2 separate regions of the Homo sapiens genome follow, and region 2 is linked to region 1. A link is a loop called in an ENCODE intact Hi-C map of the cell type or tissue named here. Cell type or tissue: prostate gland. All regions are shown on one strand. Links, peaks and the distances in the headings refer to the core of each region. The heading gives the core; the rest is flanking DNA. Region 1 overlaps ADD1 (adducin 1). Region 2 overlaps LOC102723763 (a long non-coding RNA gene).

Evidence for each region. Hi-C counts contacts between places; a loop is a spot of excess contacts. Peaks named below come from ENCODE experiments on the same cell type or tissue, not always from the same donor. Only the 100,000 strongest peaks of a DNase experiment are listed, where the experiment ranks them.
Region 2: a loop joins it to region 1, with 2.9 times the contacts of the local background. A loop is called at or near these places in 90 of 110 quality-filtered maps.

What each region holds. Positions count from the first base shown.
Region 1 is chr4:2,929,333-2,932,232 of GRCh38, forward strand. It overlaps ADD1 (adducin 1), which reads left to right. Exons shown (of 16, transcript NM_001354761.2): 16 at 1-730. SLC75A1 (solute carrier family 75 member 1) reads right to left here. Exons shown (of 13, transcript NM_001146069.2): 7 at 2,713-2,821; 8 at 2,493-2,604; 9 at 2,223-2,331; 10 at 2,043-2,133; 11 at 1,895-1,942; 12 at 1,729-1,818; 13 at 1,235-1,621. The coding sequence ends at 1,506. Among named protein-coding and RNA genes, the nearest start is that of SLC75A1, 4.0 kb to the right of the region's middle. RefSeq lists an enhancer at 2,474-2,543. In prostate gland, for the core only: a CTCF peak has its summit at 1,741 (motif pointing right); DNase peaks (open chromatin) are centred at 1,288 and 1,597; H3K27ac peaks cover 2,500 bases.
Region 2 is chr4:2,762,835-2,765,734 of GRCh38, forward strand. LOC102723763 (a long non-coding RNA gene) reads left to right here. Exons shown (of 3, transcript XR_001741552.2): 2 at 906-1,015. Among named protein-coding and RNA genes, the nearest start is that of TNIP2, 7.9 kb to the left of the region's middle. RefSeq lists an enhancer at 378-946 and a silencer at 1,137-1,686. In prostate gland, for the core only: a CTCF peak has its summit at 1,444 (motif pointing right); a DNase peak (open chromatin) is centred at 1,447; H3K4me3 peaks cover 883 bases.

The sequences.
Region 1 (2,900 bases), core at 204-2,703:
CCCCACAGTAGAGCACTTTTCACTTATTTGGGGGAGGCTTCAGGGGACTGTTCTCACCTTAACTCAGCCAGAAAGATGCCCTAGTTGTGATCAAAGGTAACTCGAGGTGGAGGGTAGCCCTGGGGCCCCTCGACATCACCGTCATTGATGGAGCCTGAACCGTGTGCTCCTCGGCAGATGCTGTTGTTGTTACTTCCCTCCAAGAGGCTGGAAAAGGGCTCAGAGCTGCTGAGCAGGAACCGGAGGGTGACCCATTTCAGGAGGTGCCGGTACCAGCCTGACTAGGTACAGGCAAGCTTGTGTGGGCCCAACAGGCCCTTGGTAGAGCTGGTGCCAGATGTGGGCTCAGATCCTGGGCATGATGGGCCGAGCCACCTCGGATCCCACTGATTGGCCAGCCGAGCGAGAACCAGGCTGCTGCATGGCACTGACCGCCGCTTCCAGCTTCCTCTGAGCCGCAGGGCCTGCTACGCGGGCAAGCGTGCTGCCTCTCTTCTGTGTCGTTTTGTTGCCAAGGCAGAATGAAAAGTCCTTAACCGTGGACTCTTCCTTTATCCCCTCCTTTACCCCACATATGCAATGACTTTTAATTTTCACTTTTGTAGTTTAATCCTTTGTATTACAACATGAAATATAGTTGCATATATGGACACCGACTTGGGAGGACAGGTCCTGAATGTCCTTTCTCCAGTGTAACATGTTTTACTCACAAATAAAATTCTTTCAGCAAGTTCCTTGTCTAAATCTGGGAAGCAGTTTTATATTTTAATTTCTTTGTTCCCATGTTTGTCTCGTGCTGAAAAGAGACCTCCTAATGTTCATGTCTTGATAAAATGTCACCTGCAGCCACGCGTGCGGCAGGACGTGCCACCCAGCACTCCTGGTGTCCCTCTCCACGGGAACTCAGGGTGTCCAGGGAACTGCTGGCCTGTCCTTGTCCCCATGGTCCCAGTCTCACTGTCACTGTGTGCTCATGTTTGATGGGGAGGGCTCTGTGCTGGGGACATCCTGCCAGGGTGCGGGGCACACTGCCAGATACCACCTGGCCAGGGCTGACCCCAGCCTTGGAGGAGCCTGCCTGAGTGAGTCCCCAGGCTGCCACTGTGCAGAGGGGGAAACTGAGGGTCTCAAAGAGCCTTGGACCCTTCCGGTCAGTGGAGCCATTCATTCAGCTCCAGCTGCCTTTCCTGGTGTGGGTAGAAGCACGGCTATATATGGCGAAAGGCACTTGGTATAAAACAAACAGGTGCTTTATTTCATCATCAGAAACCTGGTGCATAGTTTAAAAAACAAACAGAAGCCCTGACAGCCTTGGAGTGCTGCAGCTCGGAGTCACTGAAGGAGTAAGTAAGTCTGGAGGAGCTGCCTGAGCTTCCTGCTTAGGGGCCGGCCCCCACCCACAGGGTCTCCCTGGACTGGCGGGGGGTGGGGGTCAGGCAGTGGGCAGGGGCCTGACCTAGGCTCCCACTCTGCCTGGTGCCCACAGCCTGGGCACAGTGGCTCAGCTACTCAGCCTTGAGCGTCTGTGCCGGGTAACTCAGCTTCTGCAGGAGGAAGAAGGGGAGCAAAAAGAGCCCGGACCACGTGGTGAAGCAGGCCTGGGCCCCGGCCAGCCAGTACACTGCGGAGAGACGGTGGCGTCACCCAGTCCCCGAGGGGGCTGGCACTTGGGAGGCGAGGGCAGGTGCTTGGCCCCCAGCCTGCCCCAGCACCATCCCGCGCCCTCACCTGAAGCGGCCACCAGGGGCCCCGCGGCCCTGGCCAGAGCACCTAGGCTGCGCAGTGTACCCATGACCGTGCCCTTCTGCCCTGGTGAGCCTGTGGGAAGAGGCACAGTCAGGCACCACTGCCCTTCTCCCGCTCAGGTGGCTTCGGCCGAGGGAAGGGGGCTCACCATAGCCAGCGACCACGGAGGACAGGCAGGGCACCACAACGGCGGCGGCTGGTGGGAGACATCGAGGAGGTGCCCGTCAGCCCAGGGGAGGGTGCATCACCCAGCCCCTGCTGCCCATCGGATCCCCTGCCAGGGCAGGGCCACTCACCAAAGGAGTAGAGCAGCAGCCCCAGGCCCAGCACGGGCAGAGAACGTCCCCAGCCGATGAGGAGGAAGGCGGGCACCAGCAGCAGGAGGGCCTGCAGGTGGGCACGGCAGCCTCAGCACAGCCCGTGCCCTGCAGGACTCAGGGGACTGCCTGCCACCCGCTTTGGAGGGAGCCCCCTACCCGCTTCACGGCAGCAACTTCCCCGCCAGGGTGGATCCGCCGGGCATAGGCACCCTGGATGGTGGCCATGGTGAGGCCGATGAGGAAAAACATCTTCCCCTGCTGTAGGCTGGGAGCGGGTGTGTTAGTGCAGGGCACCCGGGGCAGGGCCACCCAGGGCAGGGCCAGGGCGAGAGTGGCTGCCAAGGCTTCCTGGGGATGGGGGTTGCTTCCCTGAAGCAGGGGCGTTATTTCAGGGAGACAGCAGGCCGTCGCCAGATGGGGACCCACCTACTGAACTGGAAGCGCTGGTGTGTGAGGAAGCTCAGCGTGTACTCCAGGCCCGAGAACAGGAAGAGGTAGAGGAAGTAGACTAGGCCCAGGCGGCGCAGGCTGCTGAGCCCTGGGGAGAGGTGGCGCGTGCTGAGAAGGCGACCACAGCAGGGAAGGGCGCCGCCCGGGGAAGCCCAGGGGAGAGCAGGCTCCACGCTTGGGTTGGTCGAGTCCTTACTGTCTCCAGAGGGTGGGTCCTGGCCACGAGCGACAGCCGAGAAGCGCAGCAGGGCCAGGGGGCTGAGCAGATCAGCCGCATCACGGAACCCCAGGGCGATAGAGGGCGCCTGTGGGGATGGCATTGGAGAGCCTGCAGGAGCGGCTGCTGGCCTGGCAACCCACGGACTGTGGCCTCAAGGGTCCCAA
Region 2 (2,900 bases), core at 320-2,819, 170 kb before region 1:
GGGTGCTGATTGGTGTGTTTACAATCCCTGAGCTAGACACAAAGGTTCTTCACGTCCCCGCCAGATTAGCTAGATACATTGTCGATTGGTGCATTCACAAACCCTGAGCTAGACACAGGGTGCTGATTGGTGTGTTTACGAACCTTGAGCTAGATACAGAGTACCGATTGGTGAATTTACAATCCCTTAGCTAGACATAAAGGTTCTCCACGTCCCCACCAGACTCAGGAGCCCAGCTGGCTTCACCCAGTGAATGTGGAGCTGCCTGCCAGTCCCGCACCGTGCACCCGCACTCCTCAGCCCTTGGGTGGTTGATGGGACTAGGCGCCGTGGAGCGGGGGCGGCGCTCGTCAGGGAGGCTCGGGCTGCACAGGAGCCCACGGAGGAGCGGGGGAGGCTCAGGCATGGCGGGCTGCAGGTTCCGAGCCCCGCCCCGCGGGAATGCAGCTAAGGCCCGGCGAGAAATTGAGCACAGCAGCTGCTGGCCCAGGTGCTAAGCCCCTCACTGCCTGTGGCCGGTGGGGCCGGCTGGCTGCTCCGAGTGCAGGGTCCGCCGAGCCCACGAACCCCACCAGAAGGAAGAAACTCTGAACACGTCCGAACATCAGAAGGAACAAACTCCAGACACACCGCCTTTAAGAACTGTAACACCGCGAGGGTCCGCGGCTTCATTCCTGAAGTCAGTGAGATCAAGAACCCACCAATTCCGGACACACATGGGGATGCTAGGCCAAAACCCGTAAGAGCCGGCCGGCCTCCAGGAGGGGCAGGGGTCTTCCCCTACACAGGGGTCCCGGCTCAGGGCCGCTGCCCTTCCCCGCAGCTCCAGTGCCCCGGGACCTTGGGAAATCATCCTGCTCTTTGTCCTGACCTGAGCCAATGCATTTGCCTTGTCGAGCCCTTAGGAGCAGAAAAGCGTAGGCGAGCAGCTGGCAGCCACCATCGCATTTGCTCCCGGAAGGCAAGAGGAGGCAGAGAAAATTCCAGAACCCATTTAAGCGTCTGGGACCCTGAGGTAACCATGAGCTACTGGCAGGCCGGGGGACACAGCGGGTACAGAAGGGGTCTCTGGAGTTTCGTGAGGAAGTATTCGGGCTGTGCGGCGCCGCGACCCTGGCAGGACGCTGCTGTCCCGCCAGCGAAAGCGGGGCGCGCTCAGGGCTGCGGGCAGCGGGGGTGCAGCGGGGAGAGCCAGGGCCTGGGCGCGGAGGAGGGGCTGGTATGGGACCCTCCGGGTGGGCGCGGCCCCGCGGGGCCTTGCGGCCACACCGCCACCGTGCCCAGCGGCCCCATCAGCGCATATTCAGGATGAACCCCGGACACGCGCCCAGAACCGTCTGGTGACCCAGTGATGAAAGCTCGAATCTTATAGGATCCGTATTCATTTCCCGTGGGCTCAAGCCCAGCCTCCGCGGGCGGCGCGGGCCCTCGCGGCGAGTGTCCACGAGGAGGCGGTGTGGACCCGCGGCCCCAGACCAGGCCTCAGGCAGAAGGCGAGCGCGAGCGCCCCGCCCAGCCCCTCCCCGTCCCGCAACCCGCGCCCCGACCAGCGCCCCCAGCACCTCTCCACCCTCGCTCTCGAGCAGTCTCCACGTTTGTCTCAGAGGAGACCCACTTTGCTCCCCAGCGTGGGCCCCTGAGCGCTGGGGGAAGTTGGTTGGTTTGTTAATGACAGAGTCTCGCTCTGTTGCCCAGGCTGGAGTGCAATGGTGCAATCTCAGCTCACTGCAACCTCCGTCTCCCGGGTTCAAGCGATTCTCCTGCCTCAGCCTCCCGAGTAGCTGGAATTACAGTGCACGCCACTACGCCCGGCTAATTTTTGTATTTTTAGCAGTGACGGGGTTTTGCCATGTTGGCCAGGCTGGTCTTTTTTTTTTTTTTTTTAAACTAGATGTTTCCTTTATTCATTCACACACTTAAGTAACATAGACTTATAATTTGTAACAAATAGAACAGAGGTTACACATATAAGACAAAAATCTTGAGTTTGAAAACTTTATTATCTGGCTGTTTTGTCAACATGATAATTTCATATACAACCACGTAAAAACATCTCTGGTGTTTAGATTTTTCCGTTTATTCTAGCTGTTTCATATTTGTAGACGTAGCCATGGCATGTACAGAATATGCATAGCAACAGGACTTTCATATAATATAGTACAGTTGGAAAAAAACACTATCTTGCTAGGGAGATATGTCAAGTAGATTCTAGTTTCCACATTATTTTGATTTTACTGTATTTAACTTTGTATATATTTTACATGTATTAAATGTTTTGATGAAACATTTCAAACTCTATATTAGAAATGTTGGCAAACATTAGTATCTATAAAATATAATCTGTATATATTGTATAATCTGGATATAAATATCCAGAAATCTGTCATATTTTTATACCAATTACAATGGTCAAAGTTGACACTATTCTTAAATATACTTAATGATTATCTGGATTATCTCCATATCTATTTTTGGCCCTCTTTTGCCATCCATACGTGAAGTATAATGATCCTTATTCTTTATGGCATTTTTTTTTTTTTTTTGACGGAGTCTGGCTCTGTCACCCAGGCCAGAGTGTGCAGTGGCGTGATCTTGGCTCACTGCAAGCTCCACCTCCTGGGTTCACGCTATTCTCCTGCCTCAGCCTCCTGAGTAGCTGGGACTACAGGCGCCCGCCACTACACCCGGCTAATTTTTTGTATTTTTAGTAGAGACGGGGTTTCAGCACGTTAGCCAGGATGGTCCCGATCTCCTGACCTCGTGATCTGCCCGCCTCGGCCTCCCAAAGTGCTGGGATTACAGGCATGAGCCACCGCGCCTGGCCCCTATTTTTATTTTTTGAGACAAGGTCTGGCTTTGTCGCCCACACTGGAGGGAGTGGTGTCATCTCGGCTTACTGC